Regions from separate parts of the Homo sapiens genome. Here all the other regions are linked to region 1. The links are chromatin loops, found by intact Hi-C in ENCODE. Cell type or tissue: PC-3. All regions are shown on one strand. Region 1 overlaps PCDH10-DT (PCDH10 divergent transcript). Region 2 has its middle 170 kb from the start of PCDH10. Region 3 has its middle 220 kb from the start of LINC02485. Region 4 has its middle 360 kb from the start of PABPC4L. Region 5 has its middle 350 kb from the start of LINC02485. Region 6 has its middle 330 kb from the start of PCDH10. Region 7 holds the start of PABPC4L (poly(A) binding protein cytoplasmic 4 like).

Region 1 (4,000 bases):
TTACCAAGTAGATTAACTCACTCGAGGACCTAGCTTCGAGCCGTGAGCGCGTTCATCAGTGACTGAGGAGTTGATTTGAGCCGCTTCCTACAAGCCCGCCATCCTAACGCCGGGCTCTGGGGCATCCGGCACACAGCACCGCCAAGCGCTGCAAAGCGCCTCTGATATCCCTGCGCCTTGTGCGGCCAAGTGCCACGCAGCGGCTGGGAACACCGGCTATTTTCTATTTTTTTTTTGGCAATTGGAGATCGATCCCTTTACCCACCATGCTAGATTAGACCACTGATTTCTGCCAATCCTGGGGTCAGCCCGCGGGATGAGGACAGTGGGGCGGCGGCGAACGCGGGCGGGGTGGTGGGCAGGGCCCGTGCACACGAGGGGCCCGAGTGTGCACCGCTGCGGGTATCTGCGAACACGTTTGCACATGCACGGTACTTGCATCCATCCTCCCTGGCCCAGGGCTTAGCTCTGTGTAAGCCCCAACGGAGCCTCCCCGAGTTCCGAAGGACGCGCTTGACCAGCTGTGAGTGCCCCTTCCGGAGGCGCAGGGGCAACGCGGCACATCCACATAGCTAGTTCTTGTGAAGTTAAAACACAGCGCGAACTCTTTAATGCTGGAGAGTGGATAGAATGCCAGTTCTCTAAGGAAAGATCTATAAATATATATTTTTAATTAATGGGCCACTAGCAAGGAATTGGTTGTTTATTCACGAAAGAAGCCCCTATTCAATCTCCTTTTTATGCAAAGAGATAGGAAGGTCCTTTGCTGCTTTCTGGTAATGAATGACCCAAGAATACACCACCACAACCTGCGGGAAAAGTAGAGTCGTTTTCCGACCTGGAGATACGTTGCCATTTCCTCCTGGCAAGGAGTTAAGGAGGGCTAGTGTCCATGGGCGTGATAGTAGCCTGAGACGTGCTTCTGAGAGTCCCGCGAATGCACGTCTACTGCCCTGATTTCCGCGCCCCAACTCCCCGCAACGCCGGGTCCCCCCGGCCCCCGCACTTGGCTCTTTCATGAAGATGGGTCCTGCCTTTGAGCGCTTAGAAGGAAAGGATTCCAGCAAAAATGGCTAATCCTTTTCCAGCTGCAGTAAATTGAAGACTGGCCAAAGCCAAGCGAAAACCGCTGCAGTTAAAATGATTTTAGCATCACGTCTGCGGCTGAGAATGGAGCGGCAGTGTATAAAGGGACCTGTGGATCAATGAAAAGGAGATTATAGTGTATCTGAATATTAATACGGTATTGCATCTGTACTTCCACCCCTCCCCCCTTTCTTTTTCTTCAGATCTGCAGAATTGAAATGAAATGTTTTGAGCTCTTCAAGCTGACTCGTCAGAATCCTGGAGCCTTTTAAAAAATGACGGTAATTTTCTAATGCGTTCATTTGTACGTATGGAAACACTTGTGTGTGTGCGCGCGAGTGCGCGCGTGTTTGCATGTGGGAGACATGCAGCTGAATGACAATGCAGATCCAGAAACTGGGGAAGAGGGTTTCTACCCCTGAAATGTAGATGAAGTTTGAGCTGACTTGGGGCATATGCTGAAAGCCAGAGAGCTTCCAGAGGTGGAGATGAGATGGCCAGATTTGCCTGTAAATAATCACTACATCCACTGTAACACTTGAGCTGCTTTTATTTTTTTTTATTTTTTATTTTTATTTTTGGTAGCAGATGTGTTTGAATGGAACTCTCTCCGCAAACGTGGGTTACAGGCGTCTCCTAGCGGCGAAATCAGCATAGGGCAGGCCAGAGAATTTTGCTTTGGAGAGCTCGCCTTTTGGGGGCTCTACAAGATTTCTTGGGTCATAGGGGTCTGTGTCCGCACCAGCGTCGCTGAGCCCAGGCCCCCTAGAGGTCTCGCCTCTCCGACTTCTAGTCTTTGTGGCGCCAGCCAGGGACCGGCGGAGTGACGGTAGGGTCTTCTTCCCGGCCGAACAGAACAGAGCCTGGTCCTCCGCCTCCCGCTAGATAGCTCCAGCCAAGGGCAATTCCAAGAGCATTTTGTTTGGAGCCAAGATCAGATAGTGGCATTAATAGCCTTCTATGCCCCTTTACCCTAGAGCCTTTAAAACAACCATGCCCCGTCACCCACAAAACAAAACAACACTTTAAATTTGCCTTTTAAAATGCCTCTAAAATGTAACAGGTTTACTTTTTCCCTTGCTGTGTCAATCAAACAGATCCCTGCCTTTCGTTTTTCTTTTTCATTCTTACTCCCGTGGACCCCAGAATTTAGTGAGATGAGGTTTGTATATACGGCAGCCTCAGTAATGAGGCTGACTACCTCTTTGAAGTGTAGAGCATCATGTATATTCTGTGTTCCTCAATCCCCCCGTTACTGGAGCGGAAAAGGAGAAGGAAATATTTTGTACGTAATCCCTTCTTCACCCTCCCCCGTCCACCCCCTAGGAGCGCAAACTGTTTGAGCCAGGACAAACTGCACCCTAAGAAACAGAGGAATAGTTTTATTATTTGGAGGGAGGTTATCAAAATCAGTTTTCATAAAAGTCCTGGTTTATATATTAGAGTGATAGTGCACATTTTTTATTTCATTGGGCTTTAAGTGCAGCAGAAACAGGGGGGCGCTAAGGATCCCACAAGTGTGTTTTACAAACTTTGAAACTGGGTTAAGGGATTGCTTTCTTCTCTGCCCTTTGCTGCAAAGGGTGGGGCAGAAACAAGTTTGTTAACCAGCCTTTGGATAAATGAGTGTTTGCAGTGATTTAACATGACTTGAAAGCAATTTGTTTCTAAATCCTCTTATTATTGCTATGTGCCCAGAGCTTTGAGGGAAGTTTTTTTTTTTTTTTTTTTTAGAATTGGAAGGAAAAATTACTTTATCAATAACCAGGCTCCACCAGGATTGACCTAGATGGTTGTTCCTGGCACTTGTCATTCTCAGCAAGCACAGCTCAGAGAACAAATACAAAAGACCCAAAGTGCATTGCATCTTTTATGGGTAAGCATGAAATAGGTTTATTTGTGGTAGTGTAATCTAACTTAAGAGGTGGGAAGACAAGGCTTTGGAACCAATGCCACAAACATTGTGTTAGTTTTTGTTCATCTATAGTAAAAAGTGAATGCTGACTGGAATTTCTGGGAAAGATTTATAGCATATGCAATTTTAAGTATTCAGGTAACTCTTTAGTTACTGTGTTTTAATCCTTCAAGCCCATCAGAGAACAAACCAATCCTTGTTCTTGGGATTGAAAATACTAGATATCCCATCAAGCACCATTATCTTGATATTGAAAGTAGAAATGTGCTTCTCCATTTTGTTTAACCTAGTTAATATTGGGGTGGCTTCACATTTCAGTGCCTTTTCAGTTATCAAGCAGGGACAACATTTTGTTAAACTCTAAACAGTGAATTAAAAGCACTGAATGAGCTGAAGCAGCCCTCTAATGCAAAATGACAAATTGCACTTAAGCAATACATGAACAAAAAATGATTTATGGATTTTTACAATGGTCTGAGCAAATGAAAGCAACATGAATTATACATCCTAATGCTCACAATATCATTTTCTAATAATACTGTTTCAGTTCAGATACTATACTCTGCTCCTTTCTGTAAGAGAAATTGATCAATAAGAGGTCCAGGAATGTTTTTAAATTGGGCACTGGTTTGTGATACTGATTCCAAAGTGTGTGTGTGTGTGTGTGTGTGTGTGTATACATATGCATATATATATGTGTGTGTGTGCATATATTTTCTTTTGGTTTTGGGGAGGTGGGTTGATGACAGACATTGAACATGCATTCTTGTCAGATTCTTCACGTATTGTGTCTTTTGGTAGTAAATAGTCCTTTGAAAACTTTTGTTTGTTCCATACTATCTTTCAGAATGCAGATAAATGGATTTCAATCAAAATGACAGTCTTTATTGCCTTATGACTTCTTTTTCTAAAAATTAAAATGTATTACCTCATCTTACCCTTTTCTTCCGTTGCTTTGGATATTAAAATATCTTATTTCTCCAAAATGTCTCTTAACCT
Region 2 (4,000 bases), 170 kb before region 1:
CTTTCTCCATGGTCTTCTAAACTGAACACCATTTCTTAACAAAATTTGACCTGCCCGCAATCTCCCCCTTTTCAAAATCCAGAGAAGGAAAGGAGAAGCTGTTTATTATTCTCAAGCATTTGCACACCTTCAATACTCTTCACCTCGAATGTTGTTCAAGTGTCCTATCCTAATTCATCCAGATTTATCACCTCCTCCTTTATTCAGACTTTTGTTTCATAAGTAAACAGCTGTCCCAAATCATCTTCTAATCTCTCCTTCTTGTTGTGCTTTCCAAAAATAAGAACATGTGGCTGGGTGCGGTGGCTCACACCTGTAATCCCAGCACTTTGGGAGCCTGAGGCAGGTGGATCACCTGAGGTCAGGAGTTTGTGACTAGCCTGGGCAACATGGTGAAGTCCCGTCTCTGCTAAAAATACAAAATTAGCTGGGTGTAGTGGCGGGTGCCTGTATTCCCAGCTACTTGGGGAGGCTGAGTCGCTTGAACCCAGGAGATGGAGGTTGCAGTTAGCCAAGGTTGCGCCACTGCACTCCAGGCTAGGCGACAAGAGCAAAACTCTGTCTCAAAAAGAAAAAAAAAAAAGAAAAGAAAAGAAGAACATGCTTGATATTTTACAAGCTTACAAGCCTCAGTTAAATAAACAATAAACAAAATATCTCTGGATTTTGTTAATCTTTTCAGCTATATCCCTGCTCTGGCTCGTTATGATAAAATATTATGATAGAAAGAAAAAAAAACTATATGAAATCAGCTTCTCAATATTTTAGATAGTGCTTATGTTTTATATGTTACTAGCCAATTATGAGTATTAAAACTCAACATATAGTCATTTAACAAAGGGCTTCTATCAGCCTAGTAATAGAAAGCTCAAGAACATTGCAAATGTTTTAATGAGAGAGATCACGTACTTTGAAAACTTGACTAAATATATATACACTTACAAGAGTTTTCATGAGAATCTGCTACATAAGTGTGCAACTCTGCTGGTCCTTATTTCAGTCCAACTGGTCCATCTTTAACAAAAAACATTATCATTTAACATTTACAACACTTGTGTAAGATTAGGCACGATGTGCACTTCCGTTTTCTCATCTAAATCATGGAAGTAACATCTAACTTGTAAGGTTTTCAATAAAGTTATGTATGTAAATCACCTACAGCACTGACATCAATACAAATTATTGTTAATTGGTTGATTCTACTTGTCTGTATTTCTCAATTATATAATTTAAGCCTCTAAGTATGGGATTTTTCTTTTCATAAATTAGATTTAAAAAAAAACATGTTTTAGATGTACAGACAAGTAAGGAAGTCTGAAACCTAGGGATAGATGATAATTTTCTGGACACTAAAATTTGGGAGGATATATAAGGGTATTTAAATATCTAGCTTTTCAAACTGCAGTTAGAGAAGCTCTAATATGTTGATACTGAATTAAAATATTAAATTAAGCATTTTAAGAATACTTAATTGTGTAGAAGAGGTTCATTCTAAGGATATTGATGATTTATAGTTTGAAGGCAATAAGACACTGAGATAGAAATCATTGCACGCCAGGGCCTCATCTGGAATAAAACGTCTCTGGGTATCTCAGCTGTAGCACTTTGTCACTCTTCCCTCTAGTGGCTGCCATAACAATTACATAATTGGTGTGGCTGCAACAACAGTTTAGATGAAGAGGTATTGTCACATGCTAGTTTCCTGGGGCTAAGGTTGTGATATAAACTTATAAGTTTATATGTTATAAGCAGAACATTGATGCATTTGGACACAAACAACTGCTACAACCAATGTAGAACATTAAGGAAGAAGGTTAGAATTATTTCGAATTAATTGTGATATATATCTCACAAAAAAAATGAGAGGCTTAAAAACAGAGATGTATTTGTTAGTTACACATCACTTCATTATCCATCTCCCTATCATCTTGCCTGGGGCATTTTTTATTGTTTCTTAAAACTAATCTCAAATGAGCCAAGCTAAAAAGCAATGTATTGCTAATATGTGTATTAGGTAAAAATGAGATATGATTCCTTGCTTTCTAGACATTCACGTTTTAAAAATATCAATTATTTTGTTTTCATCAACTATGTATTTTGTAATCATAGTAAAACATATTTACAGGATAATTTATATATAAAAGATCAGGAAATATTTCAATGTAAAAATTAAAAATCTTGTCCTATATTAAACCTAACAATATTGGAAATAATCACATACAAAAATGGGTAAATTGTGTCTGTTCTACATTTTTAAGTGATTCTAACGTACTTGCTTTTAGCCTACAGAGAGCTATCAAAAAGTGTCAAAAATTATGAAGTTTAAAATAATTGTAATGACAAAATTTATTCCATATTCAAATAAAATTTAAAGTATTGATTTCTTGAAGTACAAATATGGATTAATGAAATATTCATTTTCTCCAAAAGTAATCATTTTTTACTGATTTTAACAAATACATTTTTGGTAAACAAAAAAGAAAATTCAGAAAAAACATTTGTTATTCTCTCAATACTTTTTCACACGTAAATGCTACAGACATGTACACACCCACATATGCAACTAGATGACTTCTGCTACATTTCAATTAACATATAAGTATTTTCGTGTTTTTAATATTCTTTGAAATTGTGGTTTATAATAGCTGCATAAAATCTTACCATATGCAACTACTATGTTTTAACCAGTGTCTTTCTTTTGGACTTTGGATTTTTTTCTAATCATTCACAAAAATTCTCCAATAGATTTTGTTATAAGAAATTTGTAAATGGTACCAAAATATAGTCTATGAAAATGATAAATTGAACTTTCAATTGAAAATCTTTTGTTTGGGGAAAGACACAGCTAACAAAATAAAAGGGGCAAGCTAAAGATTGGGAAAAATATTTTCTAATAACATATTTGAGTGTCTAGGGTATACAAAATATTCTTGAAATCTACAATAAGGCCAGGAATAGTCTACACTCACTCCTGTAATCCCATCACTTTGGGAGGCTGAAGGGGGAATATCCCTTGAGCTCAAGAGTTTGAGACCAGCCTGGGCAGCATAGCCAGAGCTCATCCCTACGAAAAATTTTAAAAATTAGCCAGCTGTGTTGACATGCACCTTTAGTCCTACCTACTCAGGAGGCCGAGGCAAAGGACTGCTTGAGCCCAGGAGGTCGAGGCTGCAGTGAGCCATATTGTGTGACTGCACTAGCACCTGGCAACAGAGCCTGACCTTGTCTCAAAAAAGAAAAAAAAAATAAAACAATAAGACAACAAGTAACACTACAAAACAAAGAGTAAAAGATGTGAGCAGATACATCACTAAAAGAGATAAGAATGTCAAATAAGACCATGAAAGTATGTCCAACAGCATTAACCACTGGGCAAATGAAAATTAAAATTATGATGAGCTATCTACATACCTATTAGAATGGCTTAAAAAACAAACAAAAAAACCAAAAACATAAACAAAAGTATTCCAACAGTTCCAACTGCCAATAAAGACCTGAGGAGTCTGGACACCATGACTCACACCTGTAATCCCAGCAATTTGGGAGACTGAGGCAGGCAGATCACCTTAGGCCCGGTATTGGAGACCACCCTGGCCAACATGGTGAAACTGTCTCTCTCTCTCTCACAAAAACCCAAAAAACAAAAAACAAAAACATGAGGAACCATATCTTCTATATATTACTGGAGCGACTACAACATGGTTCAGCCATACTAGAAAAGTTTGGCAGTTTCTTCAAAATTAATCCTGCCCTTAATTTATGACCTAGCAATTATGGTCTAGGGTATCAACTGTACAGATATGAAAATTTACACCTACACAAAAATGTATATAGCAGCTACATTCATAGCTGCCAAAAGCTGGAAATGGCTCAAATGTCCTTCAGTGGCTGGTGTTCTATGATAATTTTTTTAATTTATTTAAAATTATAACATATTCACTGCTTTAAAACAGCATCATTCTCAAGTTTTGACAATTATGAATAAAGCTGCCTTAAACAT
Region 3 (4,000 bases), 1.8 Mb before region 1:
ACCACTTTATCTCTGAATAACAGTTTCCTAATGAAGGTGTATATAATCAGTTGCTTGGTGACCAGATTAATTGAAAATTTGTTAGAAAGTTTTAAAAAAATAAATTGAGAGCAAGAAGTTTTCCTCACATATCTTCTCCTTGAACAGGGAGTTATATTTTAAGTATTCCTCTCCTCCATTGAAGTGGAATGGAATTGTCCTAAGCTGTAGATTAAAAAATGCCTTAGTAGAGAAGTATTCTTTCTCTATTAAAACAGCATGAATTAGTACACATTACCATGCCAAAGGTGGCTATTGAGTCCTAAAAGAATTGACAATCTTTGCAGATATAGGCAGAAAAATTACAATTGCAATCATATCTCAGGCTGCTTTGTGTCCATCTCTACTTTTTTTTTGCTGGACAGATTGCGGATGGAGAGGAGAGACGATCAAGGCACTAACTTGTAGTCAATGCAAGTCATGCTTGTTTTTTCTGTTGTTTCATTTTAAGATTTTACCTTTTTATAATAGAGAACAAATTGGGAACCAATTGAAGCCTGGAGGATTTTGCAAAAAGTTAATGACGTTTTCTGGTTTTGCTTCTTTCTCATCAGATCTCTCACCCTCCTTAAATCATGTATGACCGGAAAAGCAGACATTTAGTGTCATTTGGGTTAAATTTAAGGTACCTGTGCCATACTAGGCACTGTCTGCTCAAGGGGAGAGATGGAGGCCAGGGATAGTTTTCAGTGTGTAAAGTGGAACTTAGTCAAGTTTCTGTGAATAATTGGAGAGGTAGGAATCATTGCTTCAGGTGAACAGATGCAGGTGCTTGCCTTGACAATTGGACTTTTGTCGTTTTTGGCATGCATCATTCTCGGCTAATAACACATTGGCACCTTCAGACTAATCCTGGGCAGTAAAATATGTCATAATGTGTTTTCTTATTTTACACAGACTGAGGATTTTACACTTGGGTAACACAACCACCTGAATGGGTGCATTTGCCAACACTGTGAACTCCAGACACATTTTGTTGAAACAAGTGGTATAAAGCCATGATCTGTGTGGAAATAAGATGGATAAATTATGGCGCAGAATCTCCCTGTAAAATTAAAAAGCACAAAAGACTCCGGTGTTCATTTTTATCTTAGACTAGTTTAAAAGTGGGTATTTTTCACGTTCCGGTTCAAATATAATAGGGACTTAATGAAAGTAAAATGATGACTTATACTTTTTTGAGTACAAAAAAATTACAAAATGTTAACCATGTTTATATTATGAAATATGTTTTATATGAATTTATAACTGTAATATTCAACTATTGAGCCATATTAGAACTATTTTCATCTGCACTCAAACAGTTATGGAAATTAGTCATGGAAGCACCTAGCAACTTTGTCAAAGGGCTAATTGGCACTCTTCTATGGAGATCTACTAGGACCCATATTGTTTCCATTCTCCTTCAGAGAAATAGCAAGTCTTTTAATTAAGAAAGATATGTGATATTCAGATTCTAGTAATTCCCCAACCTATGTGTCTGTAACATTCAGTGTAGATAAAACAAGACTGTGAAATTCTAGCTATCTAGATTAAGTCATGCATTTCTGTGCAAGTTTGAATAATTGATGATTTGAATCTAAACATGTGCAACATAAAAATGGCCTGAACACAGACACAATGTTGAAAATATAATTTCAAAGTCTCCTCATTTTTGAAATATGTAACATTATAACATACAGATATGCATGTGCATATCGTTTTATATGTAATATATGGCATTTTAATATAATTTCATATTTTAGATGTCATGTTATATATATGTATGTAAATATTTGTATGTTTATGACTAAAGGGAATACCATGAAAAATGTAAATAAATATCATCTTTGGGTATTGAGATTATTAGTTTTTTTTTCCTTTTCACAAGATGAACTATTTAAAATAATTAACTGAACTTCCAAAACACCAATAAAGACAACGCAGAACAACATGCACCAAAATATACTTGAAAGTAACAAATCCTATGGGCACAATTTTTGAAATTACAAAACCAAGGTCTCAGGATCAGCACTAAACAGGGCAGAGTTATTCTCTTAGATATGATTTGATCAGCATCTTATAGTGGTAATTTATGTTTAGTATTTATTTATGTTTTTCTGCCTTTTCTTATTCTATGTCTGTTTCTCTCTGTAATTATTAAAAATAAAGGAAGTTTAAAGTTTTTAGGACATATACGCCTTGACCCAACCATACTCTTTTCAAAAATGTTTAATAGGACAGTCTCAGTCAGGTGAGGGCAGCAAAGAGCAGAGAAAAAAGAAAGCCATTTCTCTATCCCTTGGGCAGAGTAGCTAGGGAACTGTTTGAAGCAGGACAAGCTTTGAGAGGAGTGAGGAGCAGAGACCAGGTGTAGGTGTGGCAATGACCCATGCAAGGGGCTTTAATCTCATAAGGATTTTGCACTTCATAGTTTTAGAAATAATAAGGTGGCAGCAACATGCATATTGAGTAAGCATGAAAGTTACTGCACGTGGTTTTCAAGCATCAGAAACCAAAGTCAGGAAAGCAAGATAATTTTAACAAGTCATTCAGACATTGGATGGATCTGCAAGTGCTAGTTTATTTTATCAGTGGTCCTTCAATGTCAGTCTATACTTGTAGATAGATATGTCTAGCCATAGCAAAGCCCTATACAATCCAAGAAAAGGAAAATGAGCATTAAATAGTACCCCATCATTTCAGCTTTTAATGCTGTGCCCCACTTACAGACTCACAGTTTGCCTTCGAGAGTTTCAGAAAAAATAAGAATTGTGTTCAGAAGGGAGGGGGCAACGTAACATTCCTCTATTGAAAACATTATAGTCCTTTTTTAGGGCATGCATTAAAAATGTATCAGTGACCATGACGTTAATAATGATAAGCAAAAAGAAAAAACTCTAAAAATTATTAGCAAAGGAGGCATCCTTAGAGGGACAAACATTTTATAGGCTGCAACTTAAAATTTAAGTGGACTCTCCAGAGGGTAAGGTTTGTTCTCTCTTAATGTAGCAGCATATTTTGTGAGAGAAGAGTATCCTTTAAAGAGCATAGTGGCCATTCTTCTGACTCCCCCAGAATACATATGAAAACATGTACCTAACTTACCTCAAAAAAAATCTGTTATTTTTCTGTTACTATAGTACACCATCGCTTTTGCAAATTACAAGCAGAGTACGTTATAGTTAATAATGACAGTGTATTTTATACCCCACCACCTTCAAAAAAAATCTGATACCTTTCTGTTACTATAGTTCACCATCCCTTTTGCAAACTACAAGCAGAGTAAGTTATAGTTAATAATGAAAGTGTATTTTATACCCAAGGTTACACTAGAGGAGAAAAATATGTTAATTTTTTTAAAAAAACCCACTTACATTCTGAGTTAAGTATTCCAAAAAGAATAACATGCATATTTAAGAAGTGATAAAGCATTGCAGATTATGTCTAAAATATCCATCAAACTTTAGTTTTAATCTTATTTTCATATATTATATGTTAACAGTGCAATTTTTTTTTGTAATAAATCAGCAGGCTCCACTTTTTATGTTTTCTGACAGATTTCAAGCCCCATCCCTCCTTCTTTCCCTCTTGCTCCATTCCTGGGCTAGTCAATAAGAAAGCCCAGGTGCTCCCTCATTTGGCATAGGTGGGAAGTACAAATCATGGAAATCGTGTAAGCTCCCATCTCTATCCAAAATCACCATAAAATCTCACTTACTCTCACTTTGTCTCCCAAGCCATGTTTGAACCTGCTTGGGAGCTTTCTCTGCTTTCCACAGATAGCACCATTACATGAATAAAAGTCATCTTCATATCCTCTTGGTGCTGTGTGTCATCATCTGTCTTGACATCCAAATCAAATTTGGGTTGATGGGCTTATCCTTCTTCCATGGCATGATGGTTAATTTTTATAAATCAACTTGACTGGGTTAAGGGATGCCCAGATAGCTGACAGTTTTTTTTCTGGATCTTTCTGTCA
Region 4 (4,000 bases), 690 kb before region 1:
CATGCCATGTGTGACCCCAGAGGGAGCCAGACCTCAGTTTTAGTGGTAGATCCTGAAGCAGCCTTGTGATGTGGTTTCAGCTCTTCTCATGCATGATCCAGAGCCAGTGCTGGTTGCCCAGAGATCTACTTCATTACTCACTGGGAGCTGTTCCAGGAACCCTGGGGAAGCCACTCCTATCTGCACACCTGGTAATGGCCAAGATTCTGAAGACCCTTCATTGGAACCTTATCCTAGCATCAACTGCACTGACCAAGGTTCCAGAGGTTGTCCAACCCACTTAGGGATCAGAGAAGATCCACACCCAGTAGTGCCCCTGGTAACAGTTCCACCAATCACAAACCCAATGAGAACATTGCAGCAACCACATGAATTGGCACCAATTTCACTCAAGCACAATTCCAGAGGGATTCCCATCAGCCCAGAGACCTGACAGGAAAAAGATACTTCATGCAAATGGTAAGTAAAAGAGCCAGGAGTGTCTATACTATATTTACATCAAACGAAACAGACTTTCAGTCAAAATCTGTCACAAGAGACAAGCAATAATAATAAAGGGGTCAATTCATCAAAAGGACATAATATAGTAAATATATATGCACCCAGCCTTGGAGCACCTAAATATAGAAAGTAAATATTAACAGAACTAAATGAAGAAACGACAATGATACAGTAATAGTAGGGGACTTTCTTACCCTACTTTCAGCAATGGCTAGATCAACCAGACAGAAAATCAAAAAGTAAACAGCAGACTTGAATAACACTATAGACCAAATGGACCCAACAGACATGTACAGAACATTCTATTCAACAGTAGTGAGAGACACAAGGAATATTCTCCAGGATTGATTATGTGTTAGGTCATAAAGAAAGTCTTAACACATTTAAGAAGATTAAAATCATTTTAAATGTCTTTTCTGACCACATAAAACTAAAAATCAAAAAGAGAAGAAATTTTGGACAATTCACAAAAATGTGTAAATTAAACAATGCAATTCAGAACAACCAATGGGTGAAAAAAAGAAGAAAAGGGAAATTTTTAAAGTATATTGAGATGAACAAAAATAGAAATAAAACATATTAAAACATGGGATGCAATAAAAGCAGTGTTAAGAGGGAAGTTTACAGTGATAAATGCCTATATTAAGAAAAGAGAAAAGTACTCAAACAACCTGAACTTCACACCTCAAGGAATTAGAAAAAGAAGAACAAACTGAGGTCAAAAACAGCAGAAAAAAAGAAGTAATAAAGATTAGGGCAGAAAAAAATGAAACAGACTAGAAAAACAAGAGGAAAACCAAAAAAGTACGAGTTTATCTTGTATTTGAAAAGATAAGTGAAAATGACAAACCTTTAGTTAGACTGATGAGAGGGAGAGAGAGAGTGAGTGAGAAAAAGACTCAAGTAAGTATAATTACAAATGAAAAAAGAGACATTACAACTGATACTACTGAAATACAAAAGATCAAAAGTGACTACTATAAATAATTACATGCCAACAAATTGAGTAACTTATAATAGATGAATAAATTTGCAGAAACCTACAATCCAGCAAAATTGAATTATATGAAGAAATACGAAGTCTGAGCTGACAAATAACAAGTAAAAAGATTGAATCAGTCATCATAAATTCCTCAACATGAAAAGCTCCTGACAAAATGGCCTCATTATTCTATTTTACCAAACTTTTAAAAAAGAATTGATACTAATGCTTCTCGAATCACCCCCCACAAAAAAAAAATGAAATTTAAGAGGAGAAAAATGTTCAAATTCATTTCACAATGCCAGCATTATCTTCATACCAAAGCCACATAAGGACACTATAAGAAAATTACAGATCTATACCCTTGATAAGCCTAACAGCGAAAATCCACAAGAAAATATGAGCAAACAAAAATCAACACTATAATCAAATAGAACTTACCTATGGAATCCAAGGATGGTTCAATCTACATAAGTCATTAAAAGTGATATCACCACAATAACAGAATAAAAAATAAAAGTCATATGATCATCTTAATAGATGAAAAAATGGTATTTGACAAATTTCAATATTCCTTTATAAAAAAACTTTTAATACATTAAGTATAGAAAAATATACCTCACTGTAATACAGTTGGTATGTTTCATGTTCACATCTAACATCATATTCAAAGGTGAAAAGCTAAAAGTTTCTCCCCTAAGATCAGAAAAAAGGCAATGGTGAACACTCACCACTTGATGGAGCAATTAGGCAAGAAAAAAAAAATCACCCAAATTGGTAGAAAGGAGGAAGTAAAATTGTATCTGATTACAGATGACATCACTTTACATATAAAAAAATCATACAGACTCCACAAAAATACTTGTAGGACAAATAAAAAAACTTATTAAAACTGCAGGATACAAAATCAACATACCTAAATTAGTTGTCTTTGTATACACTAGTAATGAATTATCTGAAAATAAAATTAAGGAAATGATCCCATTTATAATACTATCAAAATGAATAAAATACTTAGGAATATATTTAACCAAAGAAGTAAAAGGTCTGCACACTTAAAACTATGAGGTACTGATTAAATAAGGTGAAGAAGACACAAATAAATGGAAAGATATCCAGACAGGTGTGGTGGGTCATGCACGGTGCTCACATTGGCACTTTAGGAGGCCAAGGAGGGAAAATCTCTTGAGCTCAGGAGTTTGAGACTAGTTTGGACAACATAGGAAGATCCTGTCTTTATGGAAAACACAAAGTTAGCTGGGCATGGTGGTTCATTCCTGTAATCCTAGCTACTAGGGAGGCTAAGGCATCAGGATTGCTTGAGCTTGGGAAGTAGGCTATAGTGAGCTGTGATCATGCCACTTCACTCCCCACTGGACAAGAGAGCAAGACTTCATAGAGAAAAAGTAAAGAAAGATATGCCATTTTCATGTGTTGGAAGAATTAATATTTTAAAGATGTTCTATTACCCAAAGTAATCTACAGATTCAATGAAATCCTTATGAAAATTCAAGTGTCATTTTTTTCCAGAATAGAAAAAAAAAACAACTAAAATTAATAGGGTACCAAAAAGACACTGAAAAGCTAAAGCAATCTTGAGAAAGAAAAACAAAAGTGGAAGTATCACACTCTCTGTTTTTAAACTATATTACAAAGCTATAGTAATTAAAACAGATGGTACTGGAATAAAAGCAGGTACATAAATCAATGGAATAAAAAGATAGCTCAGAAATAAACCCATATATATATGACATTCATTCACTAACAAGGGTGCCAAGAATACATAATAAGAAAAGGAGAATCCCCTCAAATGTTGTTGGGAAAACTGTATACCCACATGCAAAAGAACAAAATTGGGCTCTTATTTACACCATATGCAAAAATTAACTCAAAATGGATTAAAAACTTAAATGTAAGGTTTGAAACCATAAAACCACTAGAAGAAAACCTATGGAAAAAGCTCTATGACATAAGTCTTTGCAACTTTTTTTTTTTGATATGAGACCAAGAGCACAGGCAACAAAAGCAAAAATAAACCAATGGGACTATGTCAAATTTTAAAGCTTCTGTACAAAAAAAGAAATAAACAACAAAATCAAAAGTCAACCAACAAAATGGGAGAAAATATTTGCCAACCATATATTTAATAAGACATTAATAGCCAAACTACATAAATAACTCACACAATTCTATAGCAAAAAAAAAAAAAAAAAAAAAAACAAAAACAAAGAAAGAACCCAACTTAAAAATGGGCAGAAAGGACCTAAATAAACTTTTTTTTCAAAAAAGACATACAATGGCCAACAAATATATATAAAGGTGCTCAATGTCACTAATCATCAGGGAAATGCAAATCAAAATTACAATGAGATGTCATCTAACACCTGTTAGGATGGTTATTATCAAAAAGGCAAAAGATAAGTGTTGGTGAGAATGTGGAGGAAAGGATACCCTTGCACACTGTTGATAGGATTATAAATTAGTACACCCATTGTGAGAAGCAGTACAGCAATTCCT
Region 5 (4,000 bases), 1.6 Mb before region 1:
CTCTTCAGATATAAAGAGAAAATATTAAAAGAAAACAGAGGGAAAAACTTGTTTTTTTCAGAAAGCACCCAAAAAACCTGATAGTCAACTTCACACAAACAGAAGCCAGAAGACAATTGACTGCCAAAGTGCTGGAAGAAAATCACTGCTAATGTAAAATTACATTCCAGAGAAAATACGATATACAAAATTCATAAAATAAATATTCAGAGAATCTATTACGGCATGCTTGCACTGAACGTTTTTATAGAAAAATCTAGGTGACATTCTTCAGACAGAAATAAAATGATAACACAAAGAAATATAGAAATCCAGGAAGGAACAAAAATCAATCAAAAGGGTAAATAAATAGCCCATTATATTGGCTGTGAAAAATTAAAAATAACTTCTTAAGGACATTAAATATATGAAGAATTAAAAGCCATAAGAACAATAATATGTCTTTTAAGATTCTAGTATTTTCAGGGATACAGCAAAGTAAATATTTATATTACTATAGTGTGTCAACAGTGCATATAATCTTTAGTGTAGCCACCAAAATAACAGTACAAATGTATAATTAGGATAGAATTAATTAAAGATGAAATAACCAAAACGAGTGTAATTACATATCAGGAACTGTGAAAGAGAAAAGATCTGGCATAACTGAATTGTGGGAAAATATATTCAATTATAAATGCTCTAAATAACTTTAACATCTATTGGAATAAAAATAAAACCCAATTAAGAGCACAAATCCTGTAAAGGATATAGTAAAAGAAAGAATTTTTGAAATGGAACATATATCCAAGAACACTTCACTTTGAAATAATTATTAAATAAGTAAAAGAGATGCTAAAAATTACTTGATTAAGCATGTAGCAGCTGCAAAATACTAAAATAAAGGAATTGGAAAACAATAATACTTGATAATTAATATTTAACACTTGATCATATTTTCAATATTATTTGAATTATTCAAAGTGAAAAAGTATGACCTTAGATGTCATAATATATGCCGTGTGTGTGTTTATAGATGTGTATATATATGTGTGTGTATATAAATGTATACATGTTTGTGAGTGTATGTGCATATACACACACCTATCATATGTGTATATATATATATGTGTACATAAAATGAAACTTCAGCATATGAATTATAAAGCAAAATAAAATGTAACATCTACCAGAAAAAAAAAGACAAATTACCTAAAATGAATGACATAAACTGAGAGGAATTTTCTTATAAGGATCAATAAAAACCAATAAAAATAAAATAATAAAGTATATTCAACATTATGGATAAATTTCATACATTATGAATATACCTTACAAAATAACATATTCATATTACTTATTACAATAAAATAAAACATCATGTTGCCACTTGCTATTTTAAGAAGCCATTGAATCTAATTTTGCAAATATTAAACGTAGAAGAGTATATTAGAATGAGTTCAATGCAGTATTCAAAGTGCATATACTCTGTGTATAGTTAACAATTCTACTTTTACACAAATAAAATAATTGTATAAGAGCATGCACAAGAATGATATCTGTCAGGCTGGAGGCTTGGTTACTTTTAACAGATGGAAAAAAGAAACTTGAAATGTGTCAGAGAGACACATTAGACAGAAGTATTCAACACTGTCTTCGGTTTTTGTTGCTGTTTATGTTAGATGCAATTAAAAAAATACTGTACTTGATGTTATGTTATTTTCTGGCCTTATCTGTATCCTATAAACAGTTCATAATGTAAAAAGTTAATGCAAATATTTAATGAATATTTCCATAGAAGCTAGATTTTTTTTATTTATTGTAAAGTACATCATTTTCATAATACTAAATTCAACATTCTATATAAAATAGGCACAATATATGTTGTGCTGCTATAATTTCAAAAAGACTAAAATATGAATATTTAATATAAAAAATAAATGCTTTAGAATCTAAGAAATGTAGTTTATTTACTTGACTGCATTTACACCAGTCTCAATGGATGAAGGCTTCTTTGCTTAATAAGAATTAAGGAATAATCTGTCCCATTTCATATGAAGGTGATTTCAGTTGTCTTCACCCTGAAAACTATTTGTATCACTGTTATGGCAGCTGTCTCTATTGAAAAATTTCTATCTTATCTCCCAATAATAGCTTGTATTTGCAAAGGGTCATCAACATCCTACTTTCTCATTTGCTGTATGAATCAAAAAGCTTAGTATTCTTAATTTAACTCCAGAATCTGTTTATCTTAGCAAAGAAAAAATATCAATTACTAAGCAATATCCTTGGAGTCACCTGTGGTTTTAGACATAAACATTATTAACTTAGAAGTGATTCCACAAATGAACCAACAGGCAGGGGGAGTCCTTGACCTATTAAACATAGCTATAGGATTCCTCAGATAATGTATTCCACCGGTAGCAGCCCCAGGTAAATTCAAGAGACTAATTTTGTTCCTCTTCAAATTGCGTTCAATCAATGGCTCAGTCCATTTGGAAAATCAATATCCACAACTATCATCTTTGAAGAACCACATTATTCAGCAAAACCTAATTATCATAAATACTTGCTCTATTACAACAGCTCTCCACTATTGTGTTAAAATTATGAAATAAGATTGTCCTGACATTTTTAGTGAGTGAATCTGTAACAGCAACAGGAAATTAGCTTTCTGCACTATAATGTGCTATTACATTTTTGTATTGTGATTCTTTTTCTAGTTTGGAGATTTGACTGTTCAAAATTAATCTGGAGCTGTACTAATCATCACCTCTTTCAACTTTCTGAATTCATAAAAATAATGATGCAAAGAAGGGCTGAAAATCTTATGCATCTCCAAAAATACTGAGAAACATCTACAAATTAAAAACTAATTTAAAGCAGAACTATATATACAGCTATTTATAAGATAAATACTTTCAACTTCAAATGGAGTAAGTCTGTATCAAAGAACTGAATACACTAGAAAACAAAACATGCATAAAATAAGAATAATTAATTACTATACTTATTCTAAATATCCTCTAAATATACTTTCCAGCTGTGAATACTTCAACAGACTCCATTAATTATGATATTGCTGACTCCATTAACCATGCCCAGGGTGGATCAAAGAAGCTGTAGGTGCTATGAAGCACATAGGAGTTATATTCTAACAATGACTTGGCTTCCAAACAATCAGTGTGAGAGAAAGATTGATTCAGAATTGAGGAAACATTCTATCAGTACCCTAGAGATTGCTAATGATATAGTTCTCCCTGACTGGACACTTAATACAGAAATTACTTGGCTAAATAGTGAGATAAATTAAGGTGTTGAATTGCAAGCTTAATTTAAAATTGCTGAGGACAAGTTACATCCATGTCAAACAATGAGTGTTAAATTATTATAATGACCCTTACCAATAAATTCAGTAGTTACAATAAGGTAAAAAAAAGAAGCAGTGAAACTGTCATAGGTTTAATTTACATTAAATCAATTTATGCTTAATTGTTTAATGTACTGTCTCCTTAGCCACCATTGCCAGAAACCTTCAGTTAAATATTTAAATATAGAGTCCATAATAGTGCAACAGTTTTGTGATGGTGAGATTGGTGGAGAGCTCTATAAAGAAAATCAACCCAGAAACCAATTTCATCCATAACTGACAAAATACAGATTTGGTATCAGAGATGTGTAAGTAATAACTTACTGAGAAGCCTTTTGAATATTAAGAACAATGGGTTTCTCTTTAACATTTAGAAACTTAACATTTCTCTTTAACATTTAGGAACTCATGTTAAAGAATAAGCAATCACTGTCAAACTTGAAGTTGTGAAAATCCAACAATAAAATTCTGAGCTGATATAAACAATAGTAAAATAAATATATTCTCAAAGTGCACACACACACACACACACACACACACACACCCCTTTTTTTGAAGAACCCAGGCTAATATAGATTTAGGTACTGAGAATGGTTCTAGAGGAAGATAAATTTAAGGATGAGTCTTAATTGTAAGATTTCTGGAATTCTC
Region 6 (4,000 bases), 340 kb before region 1:
CTTTTTAGTGAAGAGAGTTTTTAAAAATAATTATTGTGATTCTTTATTGATTTCAGAGAGTGATTAGTTTTTGTCCCCTTATCCCTGGACGTATCTTACATATTTTTTTTCTACCTTGCAACCTAGCCACAAAGGTTGTATGTCCCCTCCAAATCACTTTCTTTCTCTTGGAAGTGGTCCCCCTAAGGTTGCCTCCTCAGGTCCTGCATCCTCTTAAGTTCCTCTCATTTGGTTTTCCAGCATCCCATTTTAAAATCCACCTCGTGTCAGCCCTGTTCTCAGTATTTTCTCATGTAGAGTGAGATGCTCTGACTTTGAAGGTAATTTTATCTGTATTTCAAAATGTTTAGGGTCTTGATAAAAGTTTTCTTTGCCGTATAGTCTCCACCATATTTTTCATGGGTTTCAGGGATGGATCTTATGGTGTAAAATTTTTCCCCACTTACATAGAAAGAATTTGTAGTACTCATTGATTTTTGTTTGAATTTTGCTATAGAACTGGATTGAGTTTTAGCTCATATGGTTTTATATTTTTCTCCTTGAGGATCTGGTTTTTAGATTATCAGTAGTCAGCAATCATTATCCCAGAAGATCCTATAAGATTGTGTTTAATTTTTCTTAAAGTCATCATCTACATAAAAAACAGAATCTCTCTCTGTGAACATAGAAAATATATGACACATGAAATGTAACTATAGATTTAAACACATGTTTATACCAAGAGGCAATAGAATTACAGAAAATAGGAAGCTTTTCAGAGACTCATAAATGTAAATTTTTTTAAAAGGAATTTGGAAAATCATATTACTAAAGACCAATTCCACAATCTTCTTAAAATTATTAAGTAAACATTATTACATCTATATATTAATGTGGTGTACCAATTTACTACATTCATATTATTTCCTACCCCAAATATTCTGCCTGAAATTTAGAGGCCTTCAGCTAAATAATATAGATGATTATTCTGTTTGCATTTCACTTCTCTTTGTGAGTATAGTTAAATTTTCTATAATTTCTTAAATTCCTGTAGTTCTACATCAAAAGAAAATAGGAAGCACATGTAATGATTCCTGATTTAATATAGAATATTTTACAAGTGAGAATACTATGTAACCAAATATAATATTCACAGATTATAAAATATGCTGAAATCAACAGTATGTAAAGAGTAAAAATGAGTAAGTACATTAACAAATAAAAATGTTCAAGGGCAGTTCAACAGTGATTCAGGCAATAAAGTTCTGCACTCAGTCAATAAATGTGTTTTGTTTAAAGTCTGCCTGGAACATTCAGCTAACCTCAGAAAGACTCGAGGCTAATGGACTATATCACACATTAATGCCGATTGCATGGCCACCTGGCATCTCTACAGACAATACAGCCAAAGGCCAGTACTCTAGTGGTTAGTAAGCTAATGTGAGATTTCTGACAACAGAGTAATATCAGCAGGAAGTACATCAATTGGGCAGCTCAGAGTAAAAAACTACATACAGCCAGCTCCAGTGAAGTGCATCAGCATGGGACAAGCAAACGGAAAATGCTAGAAATGCAAAATCCAAGAAAAGTAAAAACAAAAGCTGCCTCAGATTACAACCTAAGTTCACTGATATGCAAAACATCAAATACTAGTATTTTGCAACTAACGATATTATGCAAAACATCAAATAATGTCCTGCACTCAAAAACACACACACATCCATAATTATAATAGAGGACGTATACACATGCAACTTTTTTCAAGCAAGTGACCAAGACATTTTCTGTGTTCCAAAATTATACCATTATTCAAAATACTTAATGCTGATAATGAAATAATGGATGTGTTAGTCCGTTTTCATACTGCAATAAAGAAATACATGAGACTGGGTAATTTATAAAGGAAAGAGGTTTAATTGACCCACAATTCCACATAGCTGAGGAAGCCTCAGGAACATACAATTATGGAAGAAGGTGAAAGAGAAGCAAGGAATTTCTCCACATGGTGGCAGAAGAGAGAAGCAAGCAAGAGCAGGGAAAACTGCCTTACACAACCATCAGATCTTGTGAGAACTCACTATCATGGGAACAGCATGAGGGAAACGGCTCCCATGATACAATCAGTTCCCACCTGGCTCCTCCCTCCATATGTGGGGTTTATGGGGATTACAATTCAAGATGAGATTTGGGTGGTGACACAGAGCCAAACCATATCAATGGATATTCATGATCAGAAAAGCAAAATTAACCTCAGAAAAATATAACACTAAAATGGATAACTGTGGTTCAAGAGATGTATAAAACAAACCATAAACACACAATGACCAAATCCTAGGGAAACTCCAGGCGGTTAGGAACTAGTTTGTGCATTTTTTTGGAGAAGATGGGTTGAGGAAGTGATTTTTAACTCTATCTTTATCTCATCCTCTCATTGACCTGAAGAGTCACTGTCTGTTCCCATGCTAACTATGGGATTTAAAATAGTATCAACCTGCAGATCACTAGGTGCCGGTGGGGTGATACCATGGCAATTCTAAACACTGCTGTGGTAAGATGATGAATGGAAACACAGGTTGACCAGTTGTCTTAGCCATCCTTTTCTCTAAATTATCTCTTTAAACTCTCAGGGCTGGCAGGTGGTATTCTAAAAGTCATTTTCTCCTTACACACTGCTCCTTTTGGAAACTTTGAAAATCAATTTTGAAGAGAGAAGTAGTTGGTGGAGGGGTAGCATACAAGGATACACAGTGATGGTTCTGAGATGCCTGTGTTTTTCCATGCCAGAGCCCATCGTGTCCTTCTCTCACTCACCAGGAGGGATATGGGCAGGGCCTCGACTTTGCTCCTCTCTATACACACATTACCAGATACGATAAATCCAAACTCCAGAGAAGAGAAGGTCAAGGTCAATAACTAATTATCTGTATAGAATACAACCACTATAAAAGGTAAACAGGATGCTGACAACATATACCAGATGCAGCAGAACTATAGGAAAAGGAGACCAGGCATGTAAAATAATACGTAATACCAAAAAGTTAAAAGATGATATTGATTATACAAACACAACTGCCAATGTGATCTGAAAGCACATATTTTTAAAACATACATATAATTATATGTTAATATTTATGTATAACTTATTTCATAAACTAGTATTTTAATGAGAAAGAGGGCCCATGTTTCGTTACTTTTCTCTTTTGTTTGGCGTTCCTTTTCCAAATGTGTATTTGTATACTCCCACATACCCACACCTACACTCACCCACAGACATAGTTATGTAGTGCTGGGGAGAAAGGTTTAGTCACTCTTTATAAAAATGATATATTATTCAGAAATCTTGGCATATTCGTTAATCCAGTCTACACTAATTGGTAGATATGCCACCAAGACAACTAACAACTAATACTGCCCTAATTAAAACTTTTTATGGAATCTATTTTTGGATATGATGTAAAATATTGATCCAATTTTATTTTCTTCCTAGTGAATTTTGATCTATCTACATATGTTAAATATGTTTCACACTGAATTAAAATAAATGTGTTATATTTTAAGTAATAAAAACAGTAATGATCTATTTTGTTTCTCTATTCTATTATCTGATTTCTATAAAGTACTACCTTGCTGTTCATATTTTTCATATGGTTCTGTTAGAATTTTTATATGTATATTTCAACTTTCAGGTACTTTTTCAGATCCAATAAATTGAATTGTATTAAATTTATATATTTATTTTGGTACAACTAAGATTTTTCTTATTTTGGATTTTTATTCAGGAAGGATAAAGAATATTTTGTCTTCCCGTTGGCTAAGATCATGTTTTAAGGTTTTCAACAAATACTGTATTTTTCTTCATATTAATGCTGTCCCTTTTTAAAAAGTCATTTGCGTCTAATATACATACTTTTTTTGGTCTCTATTTTTAGTGGAACTTTTTTTTCTATTTATATTTCTATGTGCTTAATGGTTATGGAGAAAAGGTATTGGATCCAAATGCTCACACAGAATTCTATTATTA
Region 7 (4,000 bases), 1.1 Mb before region 1:
CAACTTGGGGGAAGGTGAATCAATCAATGGTAGATAAATGCTAGTTATCTTGTTAAAATTTGTTAATATAGATTCCTCTCGTACCTTCTCCAGGCTGATAGGGTCCAAAGTTGTCTTCAGTGGCTAACATTTGCGAGTGGGTTTGGGGAGGGCAAGGTAACATTTTTCATTATAACTCTATCATGCTTTTAGGCAAGTAGATGGAGGGCAGTGAGCTTTCCTGCATCTGCTTCTTCTTAATTATCTTCAGCTCAGTAATCTCTCATATTTTGGAGTGGCATCTTCTCATCTCCCACATAGGAAATTTTAGATAGATTACAATCAATTTGGATTTTATAGTGAAAATCATGCTCCAGTTTTATTTAATGCATTTCTAAGAATGAATTTTGCTAGAGTATTATTATCTTCTGCAAGTTAAACACATATTTTTAGTTTTCCAGTTCTTACATTAGAAAAGATCCCTCTAAATGAGGATTCATTTAGTCTTGCTACTCAGTGTGGTTCAGAGACCAGCAGAATTTGCATCACTCAGGAACTTGTTCGAAAAGTTGAATCTCAGGTCCACCTCAAGCTACTGAATCAGAATCTGCTTTTTCAACAAGAGCACTAGTTTTTTCCTATGTCCAGTAAAGTGAAAAAGTACTAAATTTGCCTTACATTAACTGATCCACCCAATTCAGATTTGCAGGTAATGTTCTGCCCTGAAGAGGGGTTGTTTTACCCCAGTGGGTCCTTTACCTGCCTGTTGCCATTGAGACAGTAGAAAGACGGGAGGTTCTGTTAAGCAGAGCAGAAACTTTATTTGTTGTTCAAAGAGTAGAGAAGGTGAGCTTCCCATTCACCTTTTCCCCAGGTGTGTGCAGAAGGGGGATTTTTAAGGTCTCTTAGAGCATGAAGGTGGAGACTAAGGATGCGAATTCCTGGAAAGAGGTGGGACTTTCCAGAGAAAACTAGAATGTGTGCAGTCTTGTTCTTTCTTTTGCACTGGGCACTTACTATATGTGCCTAGCAAAGGGCATCTCTCCCCACTGGGCAGAGATTTTAATATGATAAGGAAGTGAGGATTCAGGTCTGTCTGAGTAGCACTGCCAAGCTGAGTTTTTATCTCGTGGCTTGTTTGTGGCTACTGGCATCCAGCCCGGCTTTTGTTTCTGTAAACAAGTACAACTGAGACCACAGGTTAATTTCATAGGTTCTGGCACTCTTGGAGAATCAAGGTCATGCTACCGTGACAGTAACTTATTGACTCTCTAAGATGCATTATGATTCAAATTTTAAGGATTCATTAGATACTAAAGAATTTTATTTAATGCTAAAGAAAATGAAATCATTGTTACTGGAAACCACTTATGTATCTGATATTGTGTTATCCATTTCCAAATCTATTAACTCATTTCACACGTAAAATACTCTCTAAGATAAGTGCCACCGCCTCCATTTAACTAGATGTGAAAACTAACCTGAGGCTAAGATTTGTTCAATAAATACTGCACATCCCTTGTCTGCAAGTCCCTGAGAATAAAGTGCACATGGCTTCTATTGTTACGAAATATGCAATATTTTGTAATTAGACAAAAGCCGGCAAGTACAGGGTAGTGTTAGAGTTTCTAAGAGGGAAACCTAAATTGTCAGAGGGGTTTAGAAAAAACATCTATTTGGAAAGAGCATTTTAACTCATTTCCGAAGAACACATTTTTATAAAGTTGGCTCTGAAAAACGCTAGTGTGTCTTGGAGTTTTGTAAGGGGAACTAAGCAGCAGTTGAGGCTGGAACATTTCAGGAATCCTGCAGAACTTTATAGAACAAGGTGCGGATGTTGGACCTTATCCAAAAGTCAAAGGAAGCCACTGGAGGGTTTGAAGCCAGGAAGTGACAGGCCCTGATCCACATTTGGAAAGGCTCCTTCACTCAGACCCATGCAAAGCCCTGCGGGCGGGTGGGTTTATTGGGGCCACTCCCCTCGGCTGCCTTTCTCCACCCCAGTCACCGCCTCCTGCTTCTCAGCTTAGCCATCTGAGGAGGGTGGGAAACGTGTAATAGGGGCGGGGGGAAGAAAAACGTTCTTAAAAAAAATATTAAAAAGAAAACATCCCACTTGGCAGCGAGTGCGCGGGAAGTTCAGCGCGCGAGTTCCGGGCTTCCCGCCCGCCCGCAGACGACCGCCGGTGAGCCCCCAGCCCCCGCCTGGCCGCCCGCTTCGCCGCGTCCGTCAGTCCGTCGGTCTGTCAGCCTCCCCTTCCCCCACGCCTCCTTTCTCCGGGCGCCGCGCGGGTCGGGAGGTCGGAGGGGCCCCCTAGGTCTTCAGGACGCCCTTGGCCCGCGTCGCTGCCGGCAGCGCCTCGGCGGCGGCGGCGCCTGCAGAACCCGGTACCTGGCAGGTTCGGGTCTCTGCCGGGCAGAACCTCGCAGCCCATACTCCACGGCTGGGGCCTCTGACGCCTCCGCTTGTGGAGTTCTTCCCTGAGCGGCTGTAACTTTAAACCACTCTGAGCGAGGCCTATTTTTATTCAGAAACCAGCGACCAGGGCGTCTGTGGAGAATGCTCAGATGGAGGGCCAGCCCGCCACTTGAAGTTTTCTCACAAATCTGAGGGGAAGGAACGTCTTGTCCTAATAATCTCTCTTTGCGATTTCACAGTTCTGTTGCCGCGTCCTAGGAGGGCCAGATTGGTGGCTGTGGGGACTTTTGGATGAGGGTGTTGCCTGAGCTGGGGGAGTCGTGTCTGAACTCCATTGCTTGGCCTTTGTGTGGTGATCCCGAGGCCTCCACACTTGAACCGGGCCAAAGCTGTGACCTAGTATCCCCCCACAGGGATTGCTCAAAGAACTCCAGGGGACAAACTCACAGTGGCAAGGACAAGGAGATGAATGTAGCAGCCAAGTACCGCATGGCCTCCCTGTATGTGGGTGACTTACATGCAGATGTCACCGAGGACCTGCTGTTCAGGAAGTTCAGCACTGTGGGGCCTGTGCTGTCCATCCGCATTTGCAGGGACCAGGTCACCCGCCGCTCTCTGGGCTATGCCTACGTGAACTTCTTGCAGCTGGCTGATGCCCAGAAGGCGCTGGACACAATGAACTTTGACATCATAAAAGGCAAATCCATCCGTCTCATGTGGTCTCAGCGCGATGCCTACTTGAGGAGATCTGGAATTGGGAACGTATTCATCAAGAATCTGGACAAATCTATCGATAACAAAACCCTTTATGAACATTTTTCAGCTTTTGGAAAGATCCTTTCCTCCAAGGTGATGAGTGATGATCAAGGCTCCAAGGGCTATGCATTTGTGCACTTTCAGAACCAGAGTGCTGCAGACAGGGCCATTGAGGAGATGAATGGAAAACTACTCAAGGGCTGCAAGGTGTTTGTTGGCAGATTCAAAAACCGAAAAGATCGTGAAGCTGAACTCAGAAGCAAAGCCAGTGAATTCACCAATGTTTACATAAAAAACTTTGGAGGTGACATGGATGATGAGAGATTGAAGGACGTTTTCAGCAAATATGGCAAAACTCTGAGTGTTAAGGTGATGACAGATTCCAGTGGGAAATCCAAAGGCTTTGGCTTTGTGAGTTTTGATAGCCATGAGGCTGCCAAGAAAGCTGTTGAAGAAATGAATGGAAGGGACATAAATGGGCAGCTGATTTTTGTAGGCCGGGCTCAAAAGAAAGTCGAGCGACAGGCTGAGTTAAAGCAAATGTTTGAGCAGCTGAAAAGGGAACGAATTCGTGGGTGCCAGGGGGTAAAACTCTATATTAAGAACCTTGATGACACCATCGATGATGAAAAACTACGAAACGAATTTTCTTCATTTGGATCAATTAGCAGAGTTAAGGTAATGCAGGAAGAGGGGCAGAGCAAAGGGTTTGGCTTGATCTGCTTCTCCTCTCCTGAGGATGCTACTAAAGCAATGACTGAGATGAATGGCCGCATCTTGGGCTCCAAACCTCTTAGCATTGCCTTGGCCCAGAGACACTAGGAAAGAAAAACGTACCTTTCCAGC

The links. Peaks named below come from ENCODE experiments on the same cell type or tissue, not always from the same donor. Only the 100,000 strongest peaks of a DNase experiment are listed, where the experiment ranks them.
Region 2: a loop joins it to region 1, with 2.4 times the contacts of the local background. A loop is called at or near these places in 8 of 110 quality-filtered maps.
Region 3: it touches region 1 in a loop (21-fold over the local background); 12 of 110 quality-filtered maps call a loop at or near these places.
Region 4: a loop joins it to region 1, with 15 times the contacts of the local background. A loop is called at or near these places in 4 of 110 quality-filtered maps.
Region 5: a loop joins it to region 1, with 6 times the contacts of the local background. A loop is called at or near these places in 6 of 110 quality-filtered maps.
Region 6: a loop joins it to region 1, with 8 times the contacts of the local background. A loop is called at or near these places in 21 of 110 quality-filtered maps.
Region 7: it touches region 1 in a loop (6-fold over the local background); 6 of 110 quality-filtered maps call a loop at or near these places.

Annotation. Positions count from the first base shown.
Region 1 is chr4:133,144,566-133,148,565 of GRCh38, reverse strand. It overlaps PCDH10-DT (PCDH10 divergent transcript), which reads left to right. Exons shown (of 9, transcript NR_125885.1): 2 at 1,290-1,367; 3 at 2,821-2,962. Among named protein-coding and RNA genes, the nearest start is that of PCDH10-DT, 2.6 kb to the left of the region's middle. In PC-3, CTCF peaks have their summits at 1,733 and 2,606; no DNase peak of the experiment used is centred here; H3K4me3 peaks cover 2,726 bases.
Region 2 is chr4:133,318,387-133,322,386 of GRCh38, reverse strand. No RefSeq gene overlaps it. Among named protein-coding and RNA genes, the nearest start is that of PCDH10, 170 kb to the right of the region's middle. In PC-3, a CTCF peak has its summit at 1,623 (motif pointing left); no DNase peak of the experiment used is centred here.
Region 3 is chr4:134,904,905-134,908,904 of GRCh38, reverse strand. No RefSeq gene overlaps it. Among named protein-coding and RNA genes, the nearest start is that of LINC02485, 220 kb to the left of the region's middle. In PC-3, CTCF peaks have their summits at 2,269 and 3,670; no DNase peak of the experiment used is centred here.
Region 4 is chr4:133,837,743-133,841,742 of GRCh38, reverse strand. No RefSeq gene overlaps it. Among named protein-coding and RNA genes, the nearest start is that of PABPC4L, 360 kb to the left of the region's middle. In PC-3, a CTCF peak has its summit at 2,216 (motif pointing right); no DNase peak of the experiment used is centred here.
Region 5 is chr4:134,776,165-134,780,164 of GRCh38, reverse strand. No RefSeq gene overlaps it. Among named protein-coding and RNA genes, the nearest start is that of LINC02485, 350 kb to the left of the region's middle. In PC-3, a CTCF peak has its summit at 2,333; no DNase peak of the experiment used is centred here.
Region 6 is chr4:133,481,816-133,485,815 of GRCh38, reverse strand. No RefSeq gene overlaps it. Among named protein-coding and RNA genes, the nearest start is that of PCDH10, 330 kb to the right of the region's middle. In PC-3, CTCF peaks have their summits at 1,761 and 1,960 (motif pointing right); no DNase peak of the experiment used is centred here.
Region 7 is chr4:134,199,883-134,203,882 of GRCh38, reverse strand. PABPC4L (poly(A) binding protein cytoplasmic 4 like) reads left to right here and starts at 2,094. Exons shown (of 2, transcript NM_001114734.2): 1 at 2,094-2,165; 2 at 2,638-4,000. The coding sequence starts at 2,864. The coding sequence ends at 3,976. In PC-3, no CTCF peak of the experiment used is centred here; a DNase peak (open chromatin) is centred at 1,882; H3K4me3 peaks cover 2,095 bases; H3K27ac peaks cover 1,488 bases.